Regions from separate parts of the Homo sapiens genome. Here all the other regions are linked to region 1. The links are chromatin loops, found by intact Hi-C in ENCODE. Cell type or tissue: heart left ventricle. All regions are shown on one strand. Each heading gives the region's core, and the rest is flanking DNA. Links, peaks and the distances in the headings are about the cores only. Region 1 holds the start of CCDST (cervical cancer associated DHX9 suppressive transcript). Region 2 has its middle 45 kb from the start of CRNN. Region 3 has its middle 27 kb from the start of CRNN. Region 4 overlaps FLG2 (filaggrin 2).

What was found. A loop is a pair of places that touch in the nucleus more often than their neighbours do. Peaks named below come from ENCODE experiments on the same cell type or tissue, not always from the same donor. Only the 100,000 strongest peaks of a DNase experiment are listed, where the experiment ranks them.
Region 2: a loop joins it to region 1, with 14 times the contacts of the local background. A loop is called at or near these places in 96 of 110 quality-filtered maps.
Region 3: a loop joins it to region 1, with 19 times the contacts of the local background. A loop is called at or near these places in 97 of 110 quality-filtered maps.
Region 4: it touches region 1 in a loop (2.4-fold over the local background); 31 of 110 quality-filtered maps call a loop at or near these places.

Annotation. Positions count from the first base shown.
Region 1 is chr1:152,186,641-152,194,347 of GRCh38, forward strand. CCDST (cervical cancer associated DHX9 suppressive transcript) reads left to right here and starts at 2,663. Exons shown (of 8, transcript NR_186765.1): 1 at 2,663-2,841. In heart left ventricle, for the core only: CTCF peaks have their summits at 2,125 (motif pointing right), 2,330, 3,371 (motif pointing right) and 3,574; DNase peaks (open chromatin) are centred at 2,141, 2,601 and 3,381; H3K4me3 peaks cover 1,372 bases; H3K27ac peaks cover 665 bases.
Region 2 is chr1:152,455,740-152,463,446 of GRCh38, forward strand. No RefSeq gene overlaps it. Among named protein-coding and RNA genes, the nearest start is that of CRNN, 45 kb to the left of the region's middle. RefSeq lists enhancers at 2,779-2,848, 4,767-4,826. In heart left ventricle, for the core only: CTCF peaks have their summits at 2,855 (motif pointing left) and 4,728 (motif pointing left); DNase peaks (open chromatin) are centred at 2,812 and 4,702; H3K4me3 peaks cover 221 bases.
Region 3 is chr1:152,437,584-152,445,290 of GRCh38, forward strand. No RefSeq gene overlaps it. Among named protein-coding and RNA genes, the nearest start is that of CRNN, 27 kb to the left of the region's middle. In heart left ventricle, for the core only: CTCF peaks have their summits at 3,478 (motif pointing left) and 5,011; a DNase peak (open chromatin) is centred at 3,458; H3K27ac peaks cover 317 bases; H3K27me3 peaks cover 169 bases.
Region 4 is chr1:152,343,811-152,351,517 of GRCh38, forward strand. It overlaps FLG2 (filaggrin 2), which reads right to left. Exons shown (of 3, transcript NM_001014342.3): 3 at 4,925-7,707. The coding sequence ends at 6,800. The region is part of intron 7 of CCDST (cervical cancer associated DHX9 suppressive transcript); the gene reads left to right. Among named protein-coding and RNA genes, the nearest start is that of FLG2, 12 kb to the right of the region's middle. In heart left ventricle, for the core only: a CTCF peak has its summit at 3,517 (motif pointing left); no DNase peak of the experiment used is centred there.

The DNA.
Region 1 (7,707 bases), core at 1,839-5,838:
AAAATGTCATCTTTTTTATTGATAGTGATTAAGTAAGACATTAGTAGCGCTAGGTCTGCTAGCTGGGGCTTGCTCATACTAGAACTGAGAATTAGGCTAACTTACCCACCTAATCATGACAGGCCTGGGCATCCTTGCCTAAGAGTAAGTCCCTATTATGCCATAGGGATCTCTGCAGTTCCCAAGTAGAAGCAGAGTAGAGCTAAGCCAATTATTCTTACAAAATTTACCAACCAGTTAAGTCCTTCTACCATCTCAGGGGCAAGGAGAAGAAAGGAGTGAAAAGAGGCCAGGAGTGGGGAAAAGGCGCTCACCTCTAGTAGAGACCTTAGACATCACCTAATCAAGCCTTCTCATCATACAGATACAATGGAATTCCAGAGAAGGGAAGGGACTTTGATAAACTAAGGTTGCGAGCTGTGAAGGGGTTGAGTCACGACACTGGATATGCTGATTTGGCTGCCAAGCTCCTTCAACATTCCACCACAATGCCCTTTTCCAGGAAGAGTGAGCAGTGGGAGTGCTTTAGAACCTGGCATCCAAGGGACCTGGTGGGAAGGGGGAGTGAAGAAGTAAAGCTACAGCAATATGCCCAGTGAATAGGTCCTAGGGTGAGCCCTCAGCACTTTGGATACTGGAGTCAAGCCCTCTTTCTTCTGCTGTCCTCCTTGAAGCTCCACTCAGTGTCAGAGAGGGAAGACTATTTAAGATCACCCACCATATTAGTAGGATTTCTCAGAAACAGAACCAACAGCATGTGTATTTATAGAAAGAGATTTATTACAAGGAATTGGCTGATGTGAATATGGAAGCTGGAGAGTCTAAAATCTGCAGTGTAGGACAGCAGGCTAGAAACTTGGGAGAGCTGATTATACACAATCCTAAGGCAGTCTGCTGGAGAATTTTCTCTTGCTCAGGGATGCTAGTCTTTTTGTTCTATTCAGGCCTTGAACTGATTGGATGAGGCCCACCCCATTAGGGAGGGCAATCTGCTTTACCCAAAGTTTACTGATTTAAATGTTAATCCCATCTAAAAATATCCTCTGAAATGTGAAAGGGAAGTTCACTATGCCAAAAGAAAAAAATTAAGCAGAAGGTAAGTCATGCAAGCAACGGCCTTTCCTTTTGTTCCTAGGCCCATAGCTACTGATAAAAGATTAAATATCTCCACTCTATGTTCACCCTACCTTGTGTAAAGCACCGATTTACTGAGCATGAGACGGAAACATAATTGACTATTCCCTTACCTTCTTCTCCTTTTATCTTGCAATATGTGGATTTAGTAATGTGACCCTACCCTCCCTATTTCTTCTCCACCCTGCTTTCACCCTTTAAATATTGAAGTCCTAAAAAATTATCATTGGGGAAAGCACAGACCTGTTTCTGGAGTGGTCCTTAACCTTGGCAAAATAAACTTCTAAGGTGATTTGAGACCCGTCTCAGATAATTTTTGGTTTACAAAATTCACACATAAAATTAACTACCACACCCGTTTTTTCCCTTGATTGACTCTGTGAGACTGAGTTTTCTCCTTTAGTCATCTGAGTACCACCTTCAAGATTTTTGCAATATCTGTGTATATATAATAATAATATTCTTATTTATTTATTTAGAGACAGAGTCTCGCTCTGTTGCCCAGGCTAGAGTGCAGTGGCGCGATCTCGGCTCACTGCAACCTCTGCCTCCAAGGTTCAGGAGATTCTCCTGCCTCAGCCTCCTTAGTAGCTGGGATTACAGGTGCGTGCCACTATGCCCGGCTAATTTTTGTATTTTTGGTAGAGACGGGGTTTCACCATGTTGGCCAGGCTGGTCTTGAACTGCTGACCTCATGTGATCCACCCACCTCGGCCTCCCAAAGTGCTGGGATTAGAGGCATGAGCCACAATGCCCGGCCTAATATTTTTGAACCAATGTTAACTACTCACTTAAGAATTTAGCCTTACACTAATATTTGAGATAACCGGTTTGTTGGGCTGGTTTTAGTATTTTCTAACACAAATAAGAATAAATACTCAAACATTCTTAAAAAGTGCATGTAGCACTTAAGACTATCTTGGTACTCCATTTGGGAAACCATGTAGCCAAGGCTGTTGGGGCGAACCAAGGTGGTGGGAGTCCGACGGGCCAGCAGGGGGCGCACTTGCAGGTCACCTGAAGTCCTTATTTACGGGATAAGGTGGAGGCTGAGGAAAGTCTTTCAGAGGCCGGACGCTGGCACTGGACGGAGTAGGGAACCCTAGCCGTTATCCCACCAAAGGGTCCCAGCGCCTAGAGGGGCTGCGGAAAGCTCCTACAATACGAGGAGCCCTTGGAGCCCAGAGCGGGATCCTGCGAGCCGAGGCCCCGTTCTCTGTTAGGATCACGGGGACTGCCCCAGGCAGCTGCTGGGCCCGGTCGCGGACCTCGGCCAGAACATCCTCCCAGAACACAGAGGAATCTGACATCAGTGGCCTCCCTTGGTAGAGGTGGGGAGCCGAGGGGCGGCAGTGTGGAAGGGCCATCGGCCTAGGTCTTTCGTATCCCCTCCGGCCTCTCGGGGCTGTGCGTTCGGAAACAGCGAAAGGAACGGCCTCAGGAATCTGGCCTCAGCCGGAGCACTGGTGAACACAGGCTCCCGTCGCGCCAAGGGAAGTAGGAAAAGCTGCTTCCGGGCGGAGGGGCTGCACTTCCGGGGCCCGCGTCCCCCGGCGGCTTCGCCGAGAAGGGGCTTTGGGAGCTTAAGGGCGCCGGCACGCGTTCCCCTGGCGCAGAGCTCGCTAGCCGGGGCGCGGGCTGCCTCCTTGTTCTGGTGTGATCCGAATGTAACGGAGCGGACTTTGGGATCCAGAACCCCGGACTGAGGTTGTGCTTGGCTTGAGGGGCGGGCTGGTAGGTCAGCCCCCTTGGGGCGTCGTTGGTCCTCTCCAGGCGTGTCACATTCTGCCCGCACATGGTGCCTTGGTACTCCCCAAAAGTCATGCCTTGATTTTTCTTACTAATAATAGTTTACACTGTTTTACCGCTTCACTGCTTCACGTAAGTAAAGTAATTATTTCAAAAGGAAATGTTGGTCATTTATAAAATGGTGGTAAAGATGGTACAGCGGATTAATGTGAGGATTAAATGAGATGATACATGAAAGTGCTTAAAACAGTACAGGGTACTTACCGTTATTATTGTTAAGTAGAAAGTGAGTTCTGGGAAACAGTGGGTGTATGGTCCTTCACAGCAGGTTTTGGAAACGTCTGATTTCCAGCCTACCCTCCTTCCTCCTGTTGCCGTCTGTTGCCTGATTGTTCTCACTGGCTGAAAGGAGATAATCCCTGCCACTCCATTCATCACTGAAAATTCTTGTCAGTTTGGTTGCTTAGGTACCTACTAAGAGTTGCCAGCAGGTGGCCCCAGAGCACGCGGTTATGTTTGTCTTTTTGGGTCCCATGTTTAATTAGTAATTTAGTAGGGACGTATTGAATACTTATTCCACACTATGGTACACTGTACCAGGGGATATAGGGATGCCTGAGGGTGTGGGAGGCCGACCCTGGTCTCAGGGAGAATATAAATGATTTATTATTCTGGTCTTTCACAAGATTTTGGCCTTTTTAAAGATCGATTCATGTATTCATTCAACAAATATTTATTGGATGTTTACTCTGTTCCAGTTTCCACTCAGAGATGTGAAGTATATCAATGAATAGAATAGACAAAGATCTTTGCCTTCATAGAGATCACATTCTAGCACACAACAATAAAGATAATAAATTATGTAAAATGTTAGAAGTGTTATGAAAAAGAAAAAATGTAGACCAGTGTTTGTGTGTGTGGGTAGGGTTGGTGGGATGGGCAGGTTGCAGTATGAAATAGAGTGGTTAGTATTAAATAGGCTTCATTAGGAAGGCAAGATTGAGCAAAGATTCAAAAGATGTGAGGAAATTAGTCAGATCTGGCGGGAAGTGTGTTCTAGATATGAAAAAATTGGAGTTATTACATTTACTCCTTTAAAGATGAGGTAATTGAGGTTCAGATAAGTAAAGTAACTTGTTTAGGGTCTCATAAGAGGTTTCTAACAAAACTGGTCTGGTTTCATGTCCTCATTTCCAGTCGTGTTCATTCACCAGATCACATTACCACTTGGTGTTTTTAGGGTGATGGAGACTTCACAATACATAACTTGCTTAAATCATGACTAAGGTTATCTTGGCATACTTCCCATCATTGGGTAATACCAAATTCTCTGTGATCTTTCTTTTTTTACATAATCAGTAAATATTTATTTTGCTAACTGGTGTGGAGGATAGAAATGAGGCATAAAGCCTGTCTCCTGCCCGTAAGGGACAAATAATCTATACATAACCATTTTGGCCTTCATCTCTTTTTCATCTACTTTCCCCATTTCCCCCAAGACAAGCCCACTGATAATCTGTACCTACAGCTTAGAATTAGGTCAGGTCCTTAAACTTGGTCACCCATTCTTGGTTTGTAGGTTCCAGAATTTCACTGGATTCCTTTTGCTGACAGTTGTTGTGCCTCTGGTTATCCCCCAAGTCTCTACTCCCTTTATCCTGTGTTGAACTTGTCTATGAGACTGAGCTTATGCTATGCTTTTCACTCCTCAATTAGATATCCCATCTGGATCCTTAGTTCCCCTCTAGAACTGCCTCCTTGTCTCTTGTAGTCTCAGTTGTTGATCTTTCCACTTGAGTGGAGACTTTGCATTGCTCCTATTTGGGAGTTGTGCCCCTTGTTCGCTGTGCTTGCTCCCCTTGAGCTGCCTCTCTGAGCCTGAGTCAGTTCTCTTCACCTCTGGCCCAGGGAACTCTGGACATGTGCCACACCCCTTTCCCTTCATGCCTACACTTGCTGGGAGGATATTGTGGTGCCTTGTGTTAAAAGTCCTGGGTTATGGCATATGTGAAACAGCCGCGAAGGACAGAAGACTATTTTTACGTAATTAATTGCCTGGGAACTAGTTGTTTAAAGGAGAAGGGTGTTCGGTAAGCCTGAGTGGGTAAGAATGAGGAAGGTGGAACTTGAGCCTGGTCTTGAGGGATGGGTAGAATTAACAGGTGTAGGGGAGAGAACAGGGTTGGGGGTGAACTTGTTATGTTGTGAGCCAGTAAGGAGATTAGCCTAAGTGGAATGGAGAAGATGTGTTTGGGAGTGGTGGTGGGAAGAGGATAGATAGGCAGGGCTGGATTGGAGCAGAGCCTGGAGCATCAGCTTGAGAAGTTTGCATTACAACATCATAAATTATTTTTAAATATTTTATGGTTCTTGGGAAGCTGGCATGAAGGCACAATGACAATGTGTCATTAAGATCTGTATATCTACCTGCCTATCTTTGATCATCTCAAATTTGCTTTGTCCCTGAATGCCCCATATGAAAGAGGTTCCCTTGGTTATTTTTTCACAGCATTGTGTTCCTTACTTATTTACTTTTTCAGTTTTTTCTAGTGTGCCCTAGAATGAATGTTGCCAGGAGGCAAGGACTTGTTCTGCCTCCTTGTTGAATGCCCAGAATGTACAACAGTTTCAGATACACATTCAATGCTTTAAAAATATTTGTTGAATGAATGAATGCCCTGAGCTAAGTTTATTTCTTTAAACCTGATCTATTCTACCTTCTGAATTCTTGAATTCTGTTAGTGCTAACACCATCCATTTGGTCTGCTAAGTTGGATACTTGGAGTCAATTTTGATGAAGACATGAGTACAGGTCTTGACCATTCTTAAACTTTACATGAGGATTGTATTCCCACTGAAGCCTTGTTTTTTACTCCATTATGCCAAGTTAACACAATGTAACGTGTTGCATTTTCAATATGAAGACAGAAAACATCAAACATGAACAGTGAGGCTAAAGGAATGAGAAGTTATTGGGAGCCAGGGCCATGGGCAAATTGTAAACTGTGTGTATCTAAATGTAACCATCATATTATCTGTTCTGTCCTCTTCCAAGGGGAAGAATCATGTAATGGTTAAGAACATGGTCCCTGGAGTTAGGCTGCCTGGGCTCAAATTCTGGCTCAGCCACTTACTAGCAGTGTACCCTTGGGAAAGCTGCTTAACTTCTCTGTTTCTCAGTTTTCTCATCTATAATATATGGGTAAGAATAATACTTACAGAGTTATTGTGAGGATTAATATGTGGGAAGTTCTTAGAGCAGTGCTAGCATATAGTAAATGCTCATCAAATGTTATTATTAGCTATATTAGCTATTATTAGCTGTTAATATTTAGTGGGCCATTGAAACAACATAGGCTCTATTGCCATTTGGGCTGCTGATCTGAAACAGGTGGCCAGACTTCATTGAGGGATGACCTTTGCAAGGTGTGATTGAGGGTATGGGATTGAAGGAAATTTGGGATTTTTTGAGTGAGGACTGAGTTCCTGCAGGAGATATAGTCACCCCAAAGGGAGTTACCAGGTCCAGATGGAATTATTTCCAGTGGAATGTGCACACAAATTCTTTGACACAAGTAAGGAAGTATTACTACTTAGTTATCTATATGTGAATCTGCACAGAAAACTGAAAGAACTCTGTTGCTACCTTGCTTTTGCTTTTTTGAGGGAGAAGACAATCAAGTGTGAAGCCAGGCAAACCTTTGAACATTGTTATTAAGGCAGAAAAAGCCTTCTTCCTCTACTTTCCCATCCTCTCCTTCCTCACTGTCTGTTTCTCCCTCTCTGTAAACACAATGGGACATTTCATTTCAAGAGTGTGTCTTGTTGAGGTGGGGCAGAAGGGTTTGGTGGTTTTATCAGACTGTTTAACCATAAAACGTTTTTCATCCCTGTGTTCCTGTGCCCCACCATTTCAGGCACTTGGTATTTTTACTGCCTCACCCCCATCAACAGAGAAAAGGTGGATTTGATGTCATTTATTATATACTTTAAAGTAATTTTATTTTGCTGAATTTGTAAATACATGCAAATGAAATATTTTAGAGCTACAAAAACAACCATGGCCAGATATGTATGAACGAGGTCTTTCCCAGTCCCCCTCTGGGTTTTGCACAGATTTATTCTGAGGGTCCCTTAGTCCAAACTGGGGGATCCGCAGACAAAGAGATCAATATTTTTCTCTTCTAAATTCAAAAGGCAAGGTGCAGGTATGAGACATTAAAGTTTGAAAGAAGACGCTACTGGGAACATTTTTTTCCTTCTACTCCACCCCTATCCAGAATAGAAAAAAGACCATCTAAACAAGAGTGGAGAGGAGTTTGGAGAAAAAGTAGAGTAGGTTGTAGTGTATGGGCTGGGCCTGTGCTCTTCCCTTGCCCCAGACTGAGTGTGAGGAGTGGTGAATAAGAACACCACAAACCTGTCTGTACGTATGGGAATCCCAGAGCTGAGAGGACACGTGTCTCCTTTTCTTAGTGTCACCAAGATGACTGCAAACCCTGTAGAGAGGCCCTTCAGTGCTGTGGAGTGGAAAACTTGGTTTCACATGTTTGGCCTTGCTTGTTGGAGAAATTCAGACCCCTGAGTTTCTCTTAGCCCTAAAATGGCATGAGAGGACATCTGAAATTATCAATTATTCTTGTTCCCTTCTTAGATTCTTGCTTGTCTTCCTTTTCATCATTCTGATCTATCTTTAAGAGAGGTCACTTTTCAAATTCTATCTTTAAGAGGTTTTAGGTCTCAATATATTGGGTTTTCCCTTCAATATGGGTCCATTTTGGACTCTAAACCTCAAGTTTCCTTTTATGTGGTTCCCTCTTTACA
Region 2 (7,707 bases), core at 1,188-5,187, 270 kb after region 1:
CTTGGACAATATGTGGCTTTCCTAGGCAGAGGTCCCTGCGGCCTTCCGCAGTGTATTGTGTCCCTGGGTACTTGAGATTAGAGAGTAGTGATGACTTTTAACAAGCATACTGCCTTCAAGCACTTGTTTAACAAAGCACATCCTGCATAGCCCTAAATCCATTAAACCTTGAGTTAACACATCACAGGTCTCTGCAAGCACAGGGTTGGGGCTAGGGTTACAGATTAACAGCATCTCAAGGCAGAAGAATTTTTCTTAGTACACAACAAAATGGAGTCTCTTATGTCTACTTCTTTCTACATAGACACAGTAACAGTCTGATCTCTCTTTCTTTTCCCCACAGCTAGGCTAGTAGTCTGTCTTGAAAACTCTAGCTGCCTTGGTCTTTTAGGATCCAGTTCCATTTATTCAATCCTGAGAGTCCACTGGACTCTGCCAGTTTCCGCTCCCTGAGTCACAGCCTGGAAACCCTTTGCCGGGAGGAGGCCAGGACAGTCCTAGGGTTCAGCTCATTTTGTTTCATCTTGCAAACATCATGGTCCTGCATTGCTTCAGGTTCATGGTCTTGAAAACTATTGTTCTTTTTATATAGCCATTCCTTGGTATTCACGAGGGATTTGTTCCAAGACCCTTGAAGATGCCAAAATCTGGAGATGCTCAAATCCCTCACGTAAAATGGCAAGATATTTGCATATAACCTATGCACATCCTCCTGTAGACATGAAAACATCTCTAGATTACTTATAATACCTAATATAATGTAAATGCTATGTAAATGGTTGTTATACTGTATTTTTAAATTGTATTTTTATTGTATTTTTTCAAATGTTTTTGATCCATGGTTGGTTGAATCCATGGATGTAGAAGTCAAGTATAAGGAAGGCCAACTATAGCTTGTCAGATTATGTAGTTGTTTCAGGTTACAGGATAAATCCATCCCTGTAACTCCATTCCCATTGGAAGAGGAAATTTCCACTTTATATTTTTGCTAGCATAATACCATTTTTTCTGGTATTTTTCAAAATCACAACCTAACATTGTAATTCTAAAGTATTTAGAGTTATACATCTGTTTAAAATTTCAAATTGGATGAACATGCAATCTCCCCACTAAGACAGGCATTTGCCTTTGTCTGGGTGAGGCTGACCATTGTCTTTTGTGTTTAGCAGTTCCTTATAATCCCTCCATAACCAGCCTGGGTCTCTCTCCACTTCCAGAAGCCTTGACAGACTGTTTTAGAACTGGAGAGATGAGGAGTGGGGGTGAGATGCTAAGAACACACAGGAGAGGGTATGGCAGGAAGGAGGACAAAAGGGCAGGAGTTCCTAGGGCCAAGTCCCACCACTCTTCACCCCCAGCCTGACCACCTCCCTCCCCTCCGGGGCACACATCTCTCTGCTCCTCTTTACAGAGCCTCTTTATTTAACATGTCATGTGGTTCTGGTATCACAGTCACTACTCTTGTTGTGTGGAAGGGCAGAATCTCAGGGGCCCAGGACAGAATAGAAGACTGTTGGTGAGGCAGGACTTAGTCCCTTAGGGAGTTACCAGGCCAGCCCTGCCCCATGCTGTGGCAATCACAGGAGTGTGTGATACAGAGTGCTTGGAGAATAGGACCAGACCACACTTGACAAAATGGTGCCTATGGGGGTGCAACAATAACATGGCATTTTAGGAAGAGGTGGACAGGACAATGAGTTGCTTTGGGGGCTTTGGTCTTGTACACCATGCCTAGGTTCTGAGAGGGCAACTGTACCTTGCAGAATGACTGCCATCTGCCAGGCACAGTGCTAGGCTTTTTACAACCATTACGCCAGTCATTCCTTATGTCAACCTTATGTGGTGTGCATTGTCCTTTTACATTTCACATCTGAAGACAATTAGACTCAAAGGGTTTCAGATAGTTACTCGATGGGACTGGCACTCCAGAGTCTGCGAGGGCAGAGAAGTTTGCTGGGAGACTGAGAGAGTGCTCATGGGATATTGTGGTATGGGAGGAGCTGGAGCCCTATGTTCTTGGCTGGACAAAGCCCTGTTGTGCTCATTTTGGAGATGGCAGGTGGGACCAATCCCATCACAGCAGCTGCCTCAGCAGGGAGATGCCCTGCAAGGGTGAGGTGTGGCCTAGGCAAGGTGTAGGAACTGGAAACTGAGGTAGGGCTGGAGGGGGGGAATATAACAAGAGTGAAAACAGTGCTTGAGGGCAAAAATGTGATGGGGAAAGTAAAAAAAAAGACCTGGAGTCTACACTGAAATTGAGTGGGGGTGAAGAAGTGAAATATTATTTTGGACCATATGAAATTGTTGTTTTGTAGGTAAAATGGTGGATTATGAACAATTTTATGTGTTCAACCTAATGTAAGCTTACTGTGGGTAAGCACCAAATATTAAGTATAGCCCATGGAATGCAGGGTGGTCTAAAGGTGAGTGGCACTGGATCTCAGCATTTGGAATGCCTACCTGTCCCCATATGTATCATCAGAAGGCACCTGTTAAAATATACACGTTACCTAGAAGTAGCAAATATTACCTAGCAACATCCTGGCACAACTGGCTTTATTAAACCAAGTTGTCACTTACTATGACAACAGCTATATAAAGTGACTGAAAAGAAAATTGGAATTTTGATTGAAAGATCATTTTGACTAGGTAGAGCCTGAGATAGGGGAGCTGCTTGGCAGACTGTGAGCAGCACTTGGCACAAGGTGGGGGGGTTTTGATAGAAGGCATTGAGAGAGAGGAAGCCGAGGTCTGGACCCAAAAGACTTGCTGACTGGCTGTGCCCATAAGCTTCCCTGCGCTGACTGCTGTCAGCCAACAATTAGGATTTCCGTGGTGCTCTGGCTCCCTCTTCAGGGAAACTCCTGAAATGCATCGCCATGTCTCAAGAAGATGGAGCTCCAGCGAAGTTTCAGAGATGGAAGACGGAACGGTAAGGGAACTAGTATTTCTCAAATTCACACTGTGTGTAGGCAGTCTGCTGAAAAGTGGCCACTAATATTGCCATGTATAGAAGTGTAAACTCAGATAATTTACGTGATTTGTCCAAGGTCATAACTCAATGGTGGTAGAGCTGGGATTCAACTTCAGGTTAGCCTGACTCCAAAAGACAAAGGTTGACCGTGGGCATCTCCAGGGAAGGGAGCAACTTCTATTGATTTTTGAATCCAGAGCAACTTCCATTGATTTCTGAAGCTCCAGAGTATAGTTGGGTGCAACAAATGTGAATCCCCAAAGACACAGGGCCCCGCTTAAGACCCCACACGTGGTTTTCCTCCCAGAGTCAAAACCCAGCAAGTTTGTGCCCCTCTAACAGCAGTATGAATCTTGGGCCCCAAGGCTGTGTCTGGGGCAGCCCTTCATCTCTAACTTCTGAGTATTCTTGGCAACCACCTGGAACACAGTTTTCCATGGTGCAGTGCTTCCTCCTCCACCTGCCCTTTCACATAAGGGATCGCCTTTGACCTTAACACCTGCTCTCTCTGTTTGACAGATGATATTTGATTTTTGAAGATGGAAGAGCATCTATCCATGCATCCATTCATTCATAAAACTGATAAGTATTTGTTGAGTGTCTACGATGTCCAGTCAGTGTTATTGACTCTAGAGATACAGCAGTAAACAGAATAGATAAAAGCTGGGATATGTGGGTGGGAGTAGTAGGCAGTAAACAATAACCCTAATAAATATGTAAATTATACAACATGTTAGAAGGCGGTAACCACTATAGAAATAGAGCTGAATAAGGAATGAGAGTGCAAGTGGCAAGGATAAAGGGTAAGTTGTAATTTAAATGGACTGGTCAGCTCTGCTTTATTAAGAAGCTTACTTTTGAAAGAAATATAGGGAGGGAGCCAAGCAGATATCTTGGGTAAGAAGATTCCAGGTAGAGGGAAAAGCCAATGCAAATGTCCTAAGGTGAAATCATTCCTGATCTACACAAGATACAGCAAAGAGGCCAGTGTGGCTGGAAGGGAGTGAGAGAGGAGAGTAATGGGGTTGAGCTACCTCTACTGACTGAGTATATATTATATGCTGGGCACCACTAGGCACTTAAACATGCTGATCATGTCAACTCCTCTGGGAGTGTGTTATGGACCAATTTAGAAGTTGAGAAATAGTGGTTTGGTGAGAGTGGGTAACTCACACATGGCCACAGAGCCAGCAAAGCAGATGTTCTGGCTCCAGAGCCCCGTTCTCTCCTCTGCACCCCATTGCCTTCATTCGGCCGAGTGGCCCTGCCTGCAGCAGCTGCCATGCTCTGAGCTGGCCTCCTGGTGTCAGTGAGCCCCAGCTCAGTGGCCGAGGAGGGCCCCAGGAGTCACAGGCTCTCACTGATCCCCACCACACCGAGGCTGCTTCCTTGTACCCCTGGTTTTAGGTCCAGCGTCCTCACCACTCTGAAATCAATTACTATTTTTACTTCTCTTTTTTTTTTTGGCATTAAGTAGACTTTTGGTTTTTAAATTATCTGAAAGTAAAAGCACAGAAGTGACATTCTTCTTGAAAGTGAAAGCAAGTGTGGAACATTTTTAACCATGCTGTTTCCTATCTGTTCTAGTTTCTGTAGGTAGTGGGTTCAGAGTAGCTCAGAGTATAAGGTGTGGGATGTGTGTGGGGGTGAGGGTTGGCCCAGGTGGACATCAGCATTTGACTCCTTCCTGGTTGCTGTAATTTGGGAGGGACTAACCAGGCTGCTAGATGTGCAGAAGGGTGGGCGCCACCTGCTGGTTGTGTGCATAAACCGCCTTTTCACCCAGTCAATCTTCATTCTTCTTTACTTGGAAATGGCAAATGAAGCCTTTCTATACGTGACTCTAGCAAATTAATTATTTCAGTCTTCCCGAAACACTTTATGTATATAATACCTCATGGTAGCATCATGCAAATGTCCCTTTGCCTTTGCTTGTGCTGGTATACCTTACGAAAAACAATCTGTACATCCAAGATGTCCCCCAACATCACCTACTTCAAAAATCACCTACTTCCAAGATCCATCCCTTACACTCTCCAAACTCCCCAGTCCTCAGAGACCCTAAGACACCTTGAACTACATCTAATCACCATGTGGCTAATGTGTTTGTCTTCTCCCAGAGGGGGACAGAGAATTAGCATTAAATTATGGCAGATCCCAGAAGATGTGCACAGGTCCTAGGACACAGCAAGGTGTTCAATAACTGTTGAAAGAAAGAATGCAGGCAACATATAACAATAAATAGGAAACAGACTGCATTTCGGTTTGTGGAGATGTGTGACATCTAAATAGAAGAAGAATGTCCTCCTTTGGTGATAGAGTTCCAAAGAGTTATTGCACTTATAAACTTTTTATACTAAGTATTGATGCTGGCAACTCAAAAACATCCCTTTTTAAGATTTTTAGGGGCCAAAATTCATACGGACACTCCCAGATGTTAAGGTTTTGACTTCTAAAAAGAGACGAACTGCCTGTATTTTAGGTTTATTTTATTTATTATTATTATTATTTTTTGAGACGGAGTCTCGCTCTGTCGCCCAGGCTGGAGTGCAGTGGCGCTATCTCGGCTCACTGCAAGCTCCGCCTCCCAGGTTCACGCCATTCTCCTGCCTCAGCCTCCCAAGTAGCTGGGACTACAGGCTCCCGCCACTACGCCCGGCTAATATTTTTGTATTTTTAGTAGAGACGGGGTTTCACCGTGTTAGCCAGGATGGTCTCAATCTCCTGACCTCGTAATCCGCCCGTCTCGGCCTCCCAAAGTGCTGGGATTACAGGCGTGAGCCACCACGCCCAGTTCATTTTAGGTTTTACTAACTCACTCTTATCCTTTAATCTGGCCACACAGATACCTTACCAGGTCTTAAGTCACTGTTAAAAAAAATTTTTCCCCAAACGTATCACATATTACCAGGATTGTCTGACTACATGTGTGCCTCCCACAAAGGGCTTAGCCTCTGTGTTGGGAAATGGAGATGTGCTAGAAAGCCAGGCTCGAGCATTGTCTATGGCCATCAGTGCTGTGCTAAATAAGGACTTGTGGAAAGGCGCCCTCTCGTGGGGAATCAGCGAATTAAAAATAAAAGAAGTTACACAACTGTAGCCATAGATACAGATAGATATGACACAAAATCTTCCTATTGCTTCCCTACACGCTCTCTTTTCAATGTCTTTCAAGAACTAAAAGTTTTTAATTTTAAGGATTTCAATTTATCAGTTTTTTCTTTTATAAAATATAAAATAATTTTTCTTTTATAAAATAGTACTTTTTATGTCCTGTTTAGGAAATCTTTGTCTACCCAGTATATTTTCTTCTGTTTTAATTTAGAAGCTGGATTATTTTAACCCTCACATTTAGGTCTATGATCCATTTCTTACAAATATTTTTGTATGGATTGAGGTAGGGGTCAAGGTTCATTTATTTCCCCACATGGATATTCAAATGACCCAGAATCATTTCCTACCATTTTTTTTTCCCCTACTACATTGCAGTGGAGTTTTGTCATAACTTAGTTGGCCGTATATGTATGGGAACGTTTTTGACTTCTTATTTTGTTCTATTGTTCTACTTTCAAACTAATACCGCAGTCGTAGTTACTGCAATGTTATAACAAATTTTGATATCGGGCGGTATAAATCTCGCAAATTTATCCCTTTTTAAAATATTGGCTGGCTGGGCTATTCTCTTTGCTCCTTCCTTCCTTCCTTTTTTTTTTTTTTTTTTTTTGAGTTTCACTCTTGTTGCCCAGGCTGGAGTTCAATGGCGCGATCTTGGCTCACTGCAACCTCCGCCTGCCAGGTTCAAGCGATTCTCCTGCCTCAGTTTACCAAGTAGCTGGGATTACAGGCATGCGCCACCACGCCTGGCTAATTTTGTATATATTTATTAATTTTTTTTAGGCGGAGTCCCACTCTGTCGCCCACGCTGGAGTGCAGTGGCGCGATCTCCGCTCACTGCTACTTCTGCCTCTCGGGTTCAAGCGATTCTCCTGCCTCAGCCTCCTGATTAGCTGGCATTACAGGCGCGCTCCATCACGCCCGGCCCTAATTTTGTATTTTTAGTAGAGACAGGGTTTCACCATGTTGGTCAGGCTGGTCTCGAACTCCTGACCTCGTGACCGCCCGCCTCGACCTCCCAAAGCGCTGGGATTAAAGGCGCGAGCCATCGCGCCCGGCCCTAATTTTGTATTTTTAGTAGAGAAGGGGTTTCACCATGTTGGTCAGGCTGGCCGGTCTCGAACACCTGACCTCGGGTGATCCACCAAAGTGCTGGCAGAGCCAACACGCCCGACCAATTCTTTGCATTTTCATACACGTTTTAGAATTTGCCTGTCAATTTTATTTAAAAAACCCTGCTGGGATGAGAATTTCTTTAACTCTATACAAAAAAGTGAAGATAATTGACATGTTACAATATCAAATTTCTAACTCATAAATATTGAATATTTTTTCATTTATTTAGGACTTCTTTCATTTCTCTCAGTACTATTTTATAGTTTTCAGCCTAGAGAAGTTGCACATTTTCTAACAGATTTATTTCTGTTTGTTTGATGTTTGTGGGTGCTATAATAAATGATATCTTAAAATTTTTATTTCTTATTTGATGGTTGCTAATAAATCAAAATACAATTGATTTATTGTAAATTGACTTTTATCTATCATCCTTGTTAAGTTTAGTTATAATTTTAGTTGTTTTGTACATTATTTTTGATTTTACACGAACACAATCATGTCAT
Region 3 (7,707 bases), core at 1,474-5,473, 250 kb after region 1:
CACAGACAAAGACATAAGAAAGACACATGCATAAGAAACACAATTTGGTATCAGTATTGTAAAAGAAATATGAACAATGTACTACAGAGGCGTGGAAAAAAAACTTGTTAATTCAGACTGGGGTGGGTGGCCTTGGGAAGGCTTCTCAGATTGTGTATTTGCATCAGGGTCTTGAAGGATGGATAAGAGGCATGGTGGGGAGAACAATCAGAGGAGAGTATGAACAAAGACTCAGCCTGTAAAATATTCCCAGCAAATCTAAGGCAGCACTGTTGGTGATATTATAGTTGCCTTGTTATCACCATTAATAAGAATGAGAACTCTCTGTCCTTAAGAATGTGTTTGCATCTCATTTAAATTATTAGTGGGGGCTCTGCATTCTGTGCTTCTGTTCTGGATTTCTCCAGGCAGACACAAGCATGCTCAGAGGTTCCTTGTCCTGCAAGGGACAAACTGCAGAGAGGGTGGCTGTGTTCTCTGGTTACAGTGCTTAGCTGCAGTTCTTGTCTACCTGGTCTGGCAAGAGCAATCCCTCTAGGCTGAAATGAGAGCAAAGCTGGCATCTTGCATGGCTGATTCTACTTAGGAGTGAGGCAGGAGACAGTGCCTAAACTTTTTAGTAGTGAACCTAGCAAAGATGTTCCAGCACCTGGTTCTGGAGAAAGCATCCAGTTGCATTGCTTTGGGTCATTCTGAGGTCTTGGGTTTGGCTTCATTTAATAGGTACCATGTGGGCTTGGAGTTAAGGTGAGGAATCAAAATACTAGATCACCTCTGAATAAGCAGGAAACATTTTCTGGAAAATAGTTTTCAATATTCCCATCTACCCACCCATCAAATATCTGTCTAGCCCCTTCTCAGTGCCAGGTAGTGAACCTAGTGCTGGGGACCAACCCAAAGATAAAAAAGATGCAATTCTTTCACTGAAACTGAGTTGTCGAGTGACATACAGTCACACAATCACAACACTGAGTACTTTAACCAAAAGGCACAGGGAAGGGGCACCCAGCACAGAATTAGGATTAGAAAGTTGACAATTCTTGAACTGAGCCTCAATGGAGAAAAAGGAGGCAGCCAAAGAAGTAGTTCAGACCGAAGGTGCGGTGGAAGGCAGAGCATAGGATTCCCAGGAACACTTTTGATGAGGGTGGATAGAGGGGAGTTGGGGAGAGAGAGACAGTGTGTGTTTGGGGAGAGGTGGAGGTTGCTAAGCTATGTGGCTGGAGAATGTGGGCAGAGTCAGGTCAGGAAGGTTCTTTTGGGCCTTGCAACAGTGTCTGGACACTACCCTTAGGGCACCGAAGGGTTTTGAGCTTACAAATGAAATGACTTGTTTAGCTTTGCGCTTTATAAAGGACACTGTCTGCAGTGAGGACAATGCAGTGGTGAAGGGGCAGGAACAAATGCAGGGAGAACAAATAGGAGTCTGTTGCCTTTATTCAGGAAAAAGAGAATGGAGACTTGGCCTGGGCAGGGGAGTTGGACTAGGGATGGGGAGAGATTTGAGAGGTTTTTAAGGGGGTAGAATTGATTAGACATGGCTATGAAGTGGATGTGGGTGTTGTGGGGCAGAGAGGGATCAACAATGACTTTTAATGGTCTGACCTTGGCCACCACTGGGTCCCTGGTGATGCTCTTCACTGAGACAGAAATCAGAGAAGGAACTGGTTGAATCAGGGCTGGTGGCAGAGAGATGAGGTCAGTTTTGGTCATGTTGAGTTAACTGGAGATAAGGAACTGGACTGAGAATGCCGGGTCCTAAGTAAAAGATTTGGAAATCTTCAGTATAGAAGTCCTAGTTAAAAAGTTGAGAGTATTGGGTTTGAGTGAAGTGTATAAAGCAGATCAAGAACATTTTAAAGAGGATTGGAGAAAAACAGGAAAAGAATTGTGTCAAGGAGAGAGCACAAATATGGCCTGCATCAAAGAGACACAGTAAGATGAAGACTGAAAGTTGCTTGGCATTGACAATATAAGAGCATGGCCAGTACCAGAGACAGTAGACCTGAGATGGAGCAGGGACCCCTTTTAGGATCCTGTGGGACCCTCCACGCATGGAAATAAAGAAAAATCCCGAGTTCCTTCAAGGGAAATTCCAGGCACCTCGCTAGCCCTGAGAAATAAATGGGCAACTTCGTAAGCAAGAAGGTAATAGTAACCTAAAAAAATAGCCAAGGAAGTTAGAGTCACAGGATGTTACATTTCCCATAGAAACCAAAGATATCATCTTAACATATGTCCCTGAAGTGTTTTCTAGAAATCTAGACCCCCACCTACAGGATCCACTGGCACATGGACCTCAGATAAGGGGGAACTGAGGACTGAACTCTGACCATCTTTCTTTGTCCTAAAATTCTTCTTTAGGGGCCTGGAGGAAGTCATGCCCACGGACCAGAGCTAACATTTTTTTTCTGCTGTCCCAAACATTTTAAACAAATCTTCTTTCCCTTAACCAATTGCAAATCAGAAAATCTTTGTATCTGCCTATGACCCGTAAGGCCCCTTCACCTCCCTGCTACTCCCACCAGGCTTCAAGATATCCCACCTTTTTAGGTCAAACCAATGTATAACCTCCGTGTATTGACTTACAGTTTTTTCTGTAATTTCTGCTTTCCTGAAAATTTCCCCTGCCTTCAAAGACCCTTGATTGCAAGCATCAGAGAGTTCAGGTCTTAAGCATGAGCTACCCACTTCTCCTTGCTTGGCACCCTGCAATAAATGCCTCACTTTCCCCCTCTCTGCAATCTTGATGTCAGTGTTTGGCTTTGCTGTGTTGGGCGGGTGGACCCCAAATTTGTTTCAGTAACAGACCTGGAAGTGCAGGAGAAAGAGAGTCAGAATGCCGTAGGCTAACAAGTGAGTGGGAGGTGATGAAGAAAGAGAGAGCAAAGATAACTTTTCAATAAATTTCGCTAAGATGGTAAGGCCAAAGAGAGAGGATGATGAAAGGAGAGGTAAGTTGGAAGATTACTTTAAAATGGGAAAGGCTTGATCATGCTTGCATGTTGAGGGAAAGGAGTCAGTAGAGAAAGGTAAACATCAGCCTGTATCCTCCAATGCAATGGGATCCCAGCAGGTCCTCTGGGCCACAGGGTCCACAGGAAACTCCAGGCCCAGTCGGCAAAGCAGCCTTCTGGGCTAAAAGGTCACCACCATGCTAAGTCCTCCGCCACCGCCCAGGCCTCAGCTTCTTTCACCCTCCACCAAAGGCTGTCTCAAGTCTTTGTTCTACAAAGGAAGCCCCAGCTGGTAGAAGAGCTGACTTCAGATCAGCTCAAATCTCCCTTCATCTCCAAGGCTTCGGCCTGTGTTTAGCAACGGGGAGCCTTTCTTGGCTCTCTGCTGCCAACAGCCATGAAAGAAAAGGCAGTGTGGCAGCTGTAAGGGTAGCTGGGGTGGAAGCCTCGAGTCTCGGTTCCCATCCCGGCAGAGGGCCGAGTTACCCCAGCAAGATATGGGTCAGGCTGCCACCTAGTGTTCAAGTCAACGTGTAGCAGGAAGGCCTAGCATGCCACTAACTGAGCAGCAAATAGGTGACAGAGGGATAACCGAAAGCCTGCAAAGAAGCCAGAATTCAGAGAGGAGCGCACCGTCCTGAACCAGAGAGAGAATGTGTTTCAGGTGGTGAAGACAGACAGCGAAGCTACTGATCAGCCGGTGGCAGAGGCCAACAAAACAACCTGCACACAGGGCTACAGTTACAAGGCATTTTTACCTGTATTTTCTCTCATGCCATCCTTTGGGTTAATTATTATGGTTTTCCCGATTTTACAGACGTGTCTTCTCCCTGGAAAGTTCAAAAGACTTGTTCAAGTCAGTAGCCTGTTAGATGGCAGAGCTGGGATTTGAAAAGGGATCTTCATACTTTGGGAGGTGGGGGTGGGGTGGGAGCACTGAGTTTCACATCAGGAGGAAGGGGAACAGCTGAAGGCAGAGTAGCCATGACGAGTGGGGCTCTGGGCAGAGCTAAACGATAGGGACCTGTGCCCAGCGGACCTTAAGTTACAGGGTTAGGCTGGGAGCTGAGAAACAACCACCACTGCCCAGATGTGTGCAGTGCCTGCTGGGCCTTGAGCAGAGTTTGCCAGTGAGACAAGCTCTAGAAAGTCCTGCACAAGAGCCAGGACAGGCACTGGCACCAGATCTTAGGGGGTCTGGGGAGGAAAGTCCACAAGGATGACTGCCAAGATGGCCAGTGACAGGCCCAGTGGCCTGCTGACCAGAGGCTAAAACGGGGAACGGAAACCAGAGAAATGCACCAGTGAGGGCTCCTGAGAGCAGGTTAAGACCAGGGGAATCCAGCCCTGGCACCTCCTGGTAGGAGTACAGGGAGGCAGGAGGAGAGAAAAATCCAGTCAGCTCTCCTGCTGGCAGACACTGGCTTGGAAGGGAGACCAAGGACTGACTGGGGATGCTGCCAGTGGGGAATGGGTAGGTAGAACTGACTTCTGTTCAGAGCCCCCAGGTGAGAAACAGCAAATGTGTTTTCTTTTCACCTCCCCAGACTGTGCCAGTAAATGTGTGGGGGCAGCACCTGGGGGCCAGGCAAAGGATCTCTGCAGAGATGGGTGCTGGGTCCTGGGTCCACATGTCAGCCAAGACAGTTGGTCTTCAGATGGTTTAGGATAAGGACTCTGTGCTTGGTACAGTTTTCTACCTCAGCCCCTTCCTGGTGGCTCTCTTTTGTTTTGCTTTTCTTTTGGTTTTCCAAATAAAGTTTCCTTTGAAAAAAATCACCCCCACTCCTGTTTTTTTTTCTGAACACAAAGGCAGAATCATTTGTTCCCACGCAGTGCAAGATAACGAACCATACAGAAAATCCCGAAGGGCCCAGGCTTAGAGTTTGAGTTGGATGAGAGGTGAGCTGGGGCAGGGAGAGAAAGCAACTAAAGAAGGCTGGCCACGTGCGGCCTGGGCTGCTGGCAACGTCACTCCCTTGGCCCTCAGAGACCTCTGCAGTCCCACACCCTCTTCCCGCTCAGTGCACTGGCGACCCCTTTCTTTTCCCTGCATACTCAGGATCTCCTTGCTTTTCCACTCAGACTACCTTAAAATTTTTCTTAAAAAAAAAATCTTGCTATACTAGTAAGAGAGGCCCAGCATGGGAAAGTCAGGAAAGAATATAATGAAGATAACATCAATCACATTACTTTTGAATTAATTAAAAATAAACAACCTAATCTCATCTTTGATGACTAGTAGGTTCCTCCCACTTCCTTTCCCAGCCACTAAAGGGTCACTGGTGCTAGGGTGCCTCCCATACAGTGGGGGCTCAGCCCATGCTCGCTGGGTGGCCGATTGTTGACTGGTGCTCTGTGAGCTCCAAGTTTCCTGTAAACATTAGAAAATACAGCATGGGTTTTGGGTGGCAGCTACTCTGGGGCATACTGGCTGGGGAACTGGCAGAATTCCACAGGCTGGTTTTTCTCAAGTTAACTGGTGGCTTCCTGCCATGACAACAAGCTCAGCCCTGTGGGAAGTGGGTTTGGATGGTGCTTCTGGATCACCTCAGCGTGAGTCAATCCTGGGAGGGGTTGGTCTGTCAGCAGTCAGATGTTGGGTACCTACTGTGTACCAGGCACTGGGGATGCAAAGATGGAGGTCCCTGGAGACAGGCTCCACAAACTAACTGGAATTTAATCTGGACTTAGATACAAAACACTGGGAGGGCAAAAAGGGAGGCGTCTGTGAGTGGATCAGTCTCCAGGAAGGCTTCATAGAAGAGGTGACCTGAGAGGTGGGCCTTGAAAAGTGAGTAGGGTATAGTAGTAGGTTGTGGGGCCTCAGGGGTAGGTGAGGTGAGAAGAATCTATTCTAGGAAAAATGAATAAAAACAGCGATCTGGAGTTATGATGGTTTAAAGTGTATCCTGGAAACAATCAGCAGGACCTTCTGTGGCTCACATTTTCAAATCTGTGCCACACTGTGCAAGAGAGTGGCTGCTGTCCCAGAGACCCCATGTAAGCTGCCAGCTGCCCCTGAGCTGCGGTGGGCCCTCTCCTTGCTCCTCCATGTGTCTCTTGAGTTTATCTAGCAGGGAACAGGCATGTCTGTGTGTGCTGTCCAGGCCCAGTTCCAATGCCCCTTCCTTGAAGCCTTTGGGATTCTCTCTAGACACATGTGGGTGCTTTCATCACACCCTGTCCTTGTTGCTGTTATGGCCCTGTCCACACTGATGGTAACTGTTTTCTTCACTAGGTCTGCGTGTTCCTCACAGGCAGGAAATGTGCTTGGTCTGTCCCAGCATCTAGATTCTCAGCATCTGGTACTGGATCTCACGTAGAGCATACAATTAAGTGTTTGTTAATTCTTAAATTTGCTCTAGGGACACATCCCCATCTCTCTGCAGATGCAGGCTCAGTTTTCCCATCTACACCCATTTTAGGGATGAAAGGAGGACTCTAAACAGTGATGGTCTGATGGAAGATAAGAACATCCAGGGTAGATTGTCCTCATCAACCCCAATTAGAACTTGATTGAGAAGGTCACAATCCAGTCTTCTGTAATGACAGCCCATTATTTAATTGACTGAAGCAGGTTTTGTCTGGCAGCTTGACAAGTCATACTGCACGGCCTCTCCCACTCCACCTACAGGGCTAATATGTGACAGATTTAGGTGGTAAATGCTTGAAATGCCTTGAAGATTCTGCTCCAGCCAGCAACCTTGCTGTGACAAGGGCGGGCCCTGATGACAAATAGTGGCCTGATTACTGGACTCATTGTTCCCAAAATGGGCCTTGGGAGGCTGCCCAGTGGCTGAAACAGCTGCTGAACTGCCCACCATGGACTGGGAGAAGATGAGAAGCACGTCTCCTGGGTTCACGTCCTGTTGCTTCACTGACCCCATTTAGTAACCTTGACCTTGGCTTTTCAGATGAGTAGCCAAATGAAGATGAGAAACATTTTAAAAAATCTCTAATTCTTATAAGGGAGTTTTGTGGTGATGACCTTTCAAGGAAGGATGGCTGAATGAATGGATAAACAGAGGGATGGATTTGGTGGATGGACAGGCAGTGAAGCATCAAATGATGGACATATGGATGGTAGAATAAATGGATGAATGGATAGAAAGCCAACCTGTGCTGGCTTGTGTCCTAGAGACATAAAGTGTGCCCTCCGAGGACAGTGCGGGTGGGTGCTGCTGGGGGATTCTACTGCAGTAGTGCGTTTGTTTTTAATTTCTGAGAGCAATTTTTGAAGGGTTGCTATGTGTAGTTGAAAAGCTATGTGCAAAGCATAACTCTTCCATATATTTTTCAGAAAACAGCAATGAAGTGAATGCAACTGATGCCTCCTCAAAAGTTTGCTACCTGCCAAGACTTTCAAGCATGAAAATATCTTTATTTTTCCCTTTTAAAATTGATGGGTAGGCCATATGGGAGAGAGGGAAATACTGACAAAGAGGGCACCTCAAGAAAAGCATGCCTATAAAAATAATGTGACAAACAATGAAACAACACACAAACAGTTTGACAGATAAGAGAGCAAAGGATCACCACACGCCCGTGATTCTAGAGCAAGTGGTGACTTTAGTGTGTGGCTGTGCTCATGCATATGGACCTTACACAACTGCAATCAGCATCTGCATACCTACACCCAGTAACCTGCTTTCTCTACCTAATATGATATAATGAGCATTTTTCTATATTGCTACATAGTCTTTATAATTACTTTAAATGACTGTATAATATTCCATTCATTATATCA
Region 4 (7,707 bases), core at 1,803-5,802, 160 kb after region 1:
TTTTCATTTTACAGTCTTCCCATGCCTATTACTCCAACATCATTTCTTGCTATGCTTCCACATACAACCTATGTCTTAGCTATGCTGGATTATTTTCAGGTTCCCTGAGCTCACTATGGTCTTTCTTACTTTAAGACTTTACGTACACTTAACAAAAGCCTGGAGTAGTTAGTCTCCTCAGATAAACCTGAATAACTCCTGACCATCTCTGGAGACCCACTGCAAATTCTCCTCTTTCCTTAAGATTTCTCTGAATCCTTTCTTCACCTTTAATCAGGGTTAGTTGATCACTTTACTGAAAACAGAGGATCACCCTCTGGTTCCAAATTACTTAGATGTGTTTCTGGCTTTACCAAATTTTTCTAGAATTAAACAGAATTGGCAAATTTTCAGTTCTTAATTAGAACATAGAAATGAAGTGTGGGAGAGGCAGTTTCGCATACTGATCATACTGTGGCAAGTGCTATAATTGACGTGATCAATAATAGTTCCTTGATTATGTCTTATTTGATCATGTCTATTATAGTACTTGCCACAGCATTCATATCTGTTGTTTTCTCATATGTTGGTCTCCTTGATGAACATATAAAGAAAGGAACAGGGACAATGTCTTCTATTTCTAATTTCAGTATCAAGTACATTATCTGTCATTTAAGTTGTTATTAACTTCCCTCCAATGAATAGATGAGTGAAAGAGTGACCCTAATGTTGCACTGACAACACCCATATTATCTGCATCATCTGGATTCTGTCATTAAAATAATCATAGAGAGATTACTAATCAGCCTAGCCCACATTCTTGGATTATATGTTGCAGGAGAGCTGTAGAAATATGAATGTTTGGTCACACATAGGTGGAGCTCAACCATCTGTTCTTTCAGCCCTGACAAAACTAGTCAGGAAAGGTATTAGGAAGAATGGGGCAAGTATTGTAAAGAAAAGAGCAGTAGGAACTGGCAGTAGGAACTAGTAATGTTGCTGGAAAATGAAGCCTATTGGGTATTCCCCTAATCTGCAAATATTCAAATCTAGAGCCTATGTGGTACACTTTGGGAGAAAACATAACCCTTGTCTAGCCTCTGAAATTGCACCAAATGGAAACAATTGCAGGCTCTAATACATTTTTTAATGCTACCTGAAAAAAATTAGTTTGGATGAGACATGATTTTATTTGTTTACTGGTTGATTGGTTTTTAAGACATTCAGCTAGCCTAGCAAGGCAACAAACAACATCAGAGCTGACAAAATGTCATCTTGAGAATTTAAGGAAGAAGAAGGGTTGAACTACTGTCCTATTAAAGCCCTCTTGACAAAAAATAAAGAATGATACTACTGAGTGAGGTATGGAGAATATTTTAACATTTAAAAATTTTAAAAATATATTTGAAGTCTATTATCTATCTATTAGTCTATCTGTCATCTATCTATCTCTATCACCTATCATCGATCTACCTATCTAGTCTATTGATTCTAAAAGAGGAAGCATAAAGTGATTTTTAGAGGAAAGAAAGTGAGGGAAAGTAACATTTGATGTGTATTCTCTGTTAGGATTTTTTTTTAACCTCCATGATCCTCAATTTTGTCTGTAAGGTATGGTTAATTTTTTACTTGCAAGGTTGTTTTAGAGCAAGTGTCTGAAACATAGTGAGTAGGCATTCAGTAAATTTTAATTTTCTTTTTTTAATCCAGAGTGGAATAAATAACACAAATATTGAATATTTTGTACCAAGTTTTAGAAAGCAGCAACCAGTAGATTTGATACAGATTTTTTTGTTTGTTGTTGTTTCTTAATCAGCCTCAGAGGAATCTTGAAGTAATGACTTTAAGCTAGGGATAATCTGTCTGTACTTGTATGTAAGTTCTTGAGCTCCTTAAATTTTGTTCTTGTAGCCAAAGCAGATCACCCTATTTGTGAATTTTAGGGTCTCTCTATATTTCCTCTTCTCTAATAGCCTCAGTATAGGAAACTGCCTCTCCCACCCTTCATTTCTATGTTCTAATTAAAAACGGATAACCTGCCAATTCTTAAAACTTTAATTCTAGAGAAAGTGGTAAAGCCAGAAACACATCTAAGTGATTTGGAACCAGAGGCTGTTCCTCCATTTCATCCTTTTCCTAATTACTGCACTTTATTTGTAGAAAGTAAGACAACATAAGATTTTTATTAATTGTACATTGTGGGGAAATGAAAAGAATAATATGAGACAACTTAACATATCTAAACAATCTTTAGAAAATGAACATGTTTTTCCTTGCAAATTTCATACTTCTTTGTGTTAGATGGCTTTATAATGCAAAAAATATACTTGTGAACTTCTACTGGTAATTCTATGCACTTTTAAGGAGAGTTTCACTCACTTTCACTTACCATGTTTTCCAAAGATTCAGTAAGATGTTGCTTAAAACCAGTTTCAAAGCCTGAGTTAGTGGCCTTTTAATTGTGTCAAATCATTATTAGAGAGGAAGCTTCTGTCTGCTCGCTTGATTAATTTCCAACCAAATCCAGAATTGCCTCAATCTTTACTTTTTAAAGATTTTCTACTTTTTCTTGCTCATTTCCCCACAGTTTACATACCCACCTTTGATTGTGTTAGAGTGCTCCACAAAGGTTGTACTCAGCATGTAGTATTAGAAAGTCTTCTCTGGTTATCAAGGACTCTTGGAACACAGGGACTATGTATTACACTCTAACAGAACAGCAAGTGCATGCAGTGTGTCTGCTACAAACTGACCTTCAATTTCCCTCATCCAAAGGTCATCTTTATCTAGAAAGTTTGTAAGAAGAGGAATTTTATCTTTCTTTCCTCCCATTTTGGCCACCCAGAGTTCCTCTTCAGTGCCATGTACTCTCCATGACAGTCTCAGCCATGGTTTGACATCACTGGGTATTTCTTGGCACAGAAATGCTTTACCTACAGGTTGCTAGCACACAGATGGTAGTAGAGGGGAAATATCTAACGGTATGTACCTATGACACTTCTCTTTCTAGCATCTAAGAAATTCAACTGTTCACAGAGGTTTCACATGGGGGCACCCCAGTTTTGAACTTTTTCTTTGTAGACCATACCTGATGTCTCATTTTTATCTTTCCTTTTATCTTAGAAGGGAGATGTGTAACTCTTTTTGAGTTATTTAATACTTCTGGTGTAATTTATAAGGAACAATTGCCCCCTATTTGATTAAAACATATTATTGAGAGTTTTAGCAATGTGGAATATATTACATTTAAATTTCAAATGGGTGTGGTTAAGGGATTATGGGGGTCATTTATGTACATAACCTATATATTTATATATACACATATACATATTTACACACACATACAATAAAGGCACATTAACGTTTATTCAGGATACCAGTGAAACTTTAGACATTTGTAAACGTATACTTAGAGAATAAAGCCTTTCTTTCTTGTAAATGCTTTAGACAGTGATTAGATTGAGGGAAAGATCAGATGTTGAGTTTTACCTTCTTTGGACTCATCATTAGTATCTGAGTGTTTCACCGCCGTCTAGCGGTAGAATATGGAATTACAGATGTATGGAATGAGTGCAGACGCCCTGACACGAGAGAGAGCTTTGGCTTGAGAATCAGAAACCTATACCTTGGTCATAGCAGCACTTCCAATTAGCAAGTTAATCTCTTCTATTGTAAATAAAGTAAATCCATAGATTTACTTTACTGCCATCTAGCTGTGCAGAGGTAGGATAAAAATCTATGGATTTCTCTTTTTATTATAGGTATAGACTTACTTTATCTATAATAGAAAGAGATTAAATATCAAATTTAAATTTCTAATTGTTCTTTGATAATTAGTATTTATATTCAGTGAATAAATGGTGATAGATAGATTGGTATGAATTGGTTACTAGCGTTAACTCCTATATACACAGTAATTTTGCTGAGTATCATTAATAGTATAACAGTAGCTTTTTCACTAGCAAACTAACAGACTAGTGTTATGTTGATTACATAGTACGATTTAAAGTTCATAAAGTACAAGTCCTTCTTAATATTACAATTTAAAAACTAGATTAGATAGATATATTCTGAGTCTAATCAGAAGAATGAGCCTGTTTGTTGTTGTTGTTGTTTTCATGTAACTTCTGCTTCTAATAGGGACTTGTGATTTTGAACACTCACTGATGAATTTCAGTTTAGTTTGAATTCCAAAAGTGAAGGTGGAGGAAAAGTAGCTTGATTTTTGAGTGAAAAGAGGATAAATTTGGATAGCACCAAATTTAATGGTGAGAATTATCACTCTTTTAATTAAATGCGGTGTGCTTGGCTTTTTTATTTTAACTTCCAAATTAAGGAAGTAATCTTTAAAGTTCTTACTAGTTCTGACAGTCTGCACATTTTCTTTGGGTTTTATAGTAGTAAACTTTCTACTGAGGATAGTGCATTTTGTACATAATTCTTCTACTCATCATTACTTCTCTCACTATTCATAATAAATTCATGTATTTTCTCCTTATAGGCAGGAATAATATATTTTTAACTGTTTTTCTTCTACTGGAAACCTCTGGACCCAATTAGCTTCTATTGATAGTGATTCTTCCATTAATATCTTTGACAGAGAAAATCCATGGTGTATAATTCTTATTTCCAGAGCTTGGGTTGTCTTAGAAAGTAGCTTCTTGGGATTATGTTTGATAATAATTGCTGTGATGATCATGATTAACCAGAACATCTGAGGTCAACTCATCAGTATAAAGCCTTTCTGTAAATGCTTTACAGAAGCATTGGACAGCGATTAGATTGAGGAAAAGATCAGATATGGTTGAGTTTTGTCTTCTTTGGAGTCCTTATTATTAGTACCTGAGTGCTTCACTGCCATCTAGCTGTGTGGAGGTGGAAGAAAACTGCATCTGATCCCATGGCAGGAAACTATGTGTTTGTGGAGATGAAAGAGAAGAGAAACTATAACTTGATGAAATGTTTATTGCCAATTTTTATGAAGTACAATTTTCTGGATCCTATATCCAGAAGGCCATGACAATAAATTTAAATATAATTGTACAGAATTCCAGTAGTGACACAAAAAGATGCAAATATTCTGAATATTCATGTGGGAAACTATGACAACATTCTTTGTTCAGGATGGGATGTGTTATAATGTTTCTAGAGACGTTTTGGCTCCTAAACCACGTCATTTAGCTCCTTGGATAGGTTTGTCAATAATTAATTAAAACAAAATCTGGAAAATCCAAATTTTGAAATTCGGAAATTTTTTTAAAACCTAATTTTATTCCCAACCACACAAATCTCTCTTTATTATATAGTTCTGAATATAGCCCCAAATGGTGTTTATCTTTTTCTTCCATTCACTATTTTCTTTCTTTCTTTTTTTCAAGGTGGAGTCTTGCTCAGTCACCCAGGCTGGAGTGCAGTGGTGCGATCTCGGCTCACTGCAACCTCTGCCTCCCGGGTTCAACCAATTCTCCTGCCTCAGCCTCCTGAGTAGCTAGGATTACAGGTGCCCGCTACTGCACCCAGCTAATTTTTGTATTTTTAGTAGAGACGGGATTTCACTATGTTGGCCAGGCTGGTCTCGAACTCCTGACTTCGTGATCCACCCATCTTGGCCTCCCAAAGTGCTGGGATTACAGGCGTGAGCCACCGCGCCCGGCCTCATTCACTATTTTCTAACCAAGGAGTTCAATGAATGTGGAGCCTTACAAAAACACCTGGCACCAAACAAAAGTAATATAGTACAGAACTATAGTTAAAATGAAAGAACAGACATATACCCTTACTACCAAAAGAGGAGATCATGTTAAATACCTTAATTTCATGTATGTGTCTCATTTCTTCTCTGGGTTAGTTCTTATCTTGGGCTAGTTTATGTTGGCTTCTTATTCAAAGTAATAACTCCTTTGTTCTTGGACATATTCATAGAGTGGGGTGTTGCTATCTAAGCAGAAGGAACCAGAGCCTGTTCTTTCCTTTGTATGGTAACCGCTGGCCTCAGAGCCTCTTTGTTTTTTGCCCACATCCTCACCGTATATTCTGATACCTCCTGACAGACTTGACTCTGACTCTTGCCTTTGTCTCCCCCACTGCATATGGTTGCACTGCTTGATGAATATCTATACCTATACTCTTCAATTCCTGCAGGGTCTTGGCTGTCAAGAAAGTGACTGAAAATGTATCTTTGACTTTTGCTGTCATTTGACTACTCATAACTATCATTTGATTGGCCATGGCTGTATACTTGTCTTTCATTGGTACTGAATCCAGACTGACCCTAGGCATCTCTTGATGGCCCATGACTTAATACCTATCTGGCAAAACCTGTGCTGGATCTTACCTGCCCATGAAAAGTTGTATCTCCGAAATGTTGCTGGCTAGATCCATGTATACCTATTGTATTGAACTCTAACTTCCCATGCCTAGATCCTAATTGCTCATGAGTGTCTTTCTCCCAATCTTCTGAATGCTTTTTGTTATCAGTATGGGATTCCTGTTTTCTGATTGAACTAGATTTTGAATGGCCATGAACTGATATGGATTGTCCATGGCCAAATCCAAGGTGGTCATTTGACTGGCTATGTGTACATCCCTCCCTTCTGGCTGTGTTATATCCAGGTTGAACATAGGTGTTGTTTGACTGTTTATGAGTTACTATAGAATGTCCATGACTAGATTCCTGACTTCTTATAATAATAGGTCGAGACTGATACTGAGAATCAACTGAATGTTCATAACTTACCATTGACTGTTCATGATTTAAACTGTGTCTTCCTGTTCTTTTAGTTGCTTTGGATACTATAAGGTCAGAACTAGAAAATAACTGTCAATGTCTAGACAGTTGCTTGTTTGCAGTGCTGTCTGTTGACCATGAAAGGTGAGAATTACTGATGCTTTTTCTGCTGCCACCAGAAGGCCCATACCCAGTGTGCCCATAGTCATATTCTGCAGGTCCATAGCTGCCATGTTTCCAAACCTGACTTGATCCATGCCTTTGCCTTTCACTACTATGTGACTGAAAATGACTTGCTCTACTAGATCTGGAACCTGTCTGTGTGGATTGTCCATAACCAGAATGGCCATGTCTAGTGGTATCTCCTGTCTGTCCATGAGTAGTTTCCAGTCTCCCATGAACTGTGGATCCTGGCTGTCTTTGTTGAGATCCAGCTTGGCCCTGAATGTGTCCTGAATGTGTGTGTGAGCCCCATGAGTGCACTTCACTGTCACTGGACTCACTGTGGCCAGATCCCCTTCTTCCAGTTGTCCTGGACCCTCTCTGTGTGGATTGTCCATAACCATAGTGGGCATGTCTAGTGGTATCTCCTGTCTGTCCATGAGTAGTTCCCTGTCTCCCATGACCTGAGGATCCTGACTGTCCATGTCGAGATCCGGCTTGGCTGTGAGTGTGTCCTGAATGTGTGGGTGAGGCCTCTGAGTGCACTTCACTATCACTGGACTCACTGTGACTAGATCTTTGTCTTCCAGTTGTCCTGGAACCTGTCTGTGTGGACTGTCCATGACCAGACTGGCCATGTCTAGTGGTATCTCCTGTCTGTCCATGTATAGTTCCCTGTCTCCCGTGAATGGCAGATCCTGACTCTCCATGTTGAGATCTGGCTTGGCCATAAGTGTGTCCTGAATGTGTGTGTGAGACCCCTGAGTGCACTTCACTGTCACTGGACTCACTGTGGCCAGATCCCCTTCTTCCAGCTGTCCTTGACCCTCTCTGTGTGG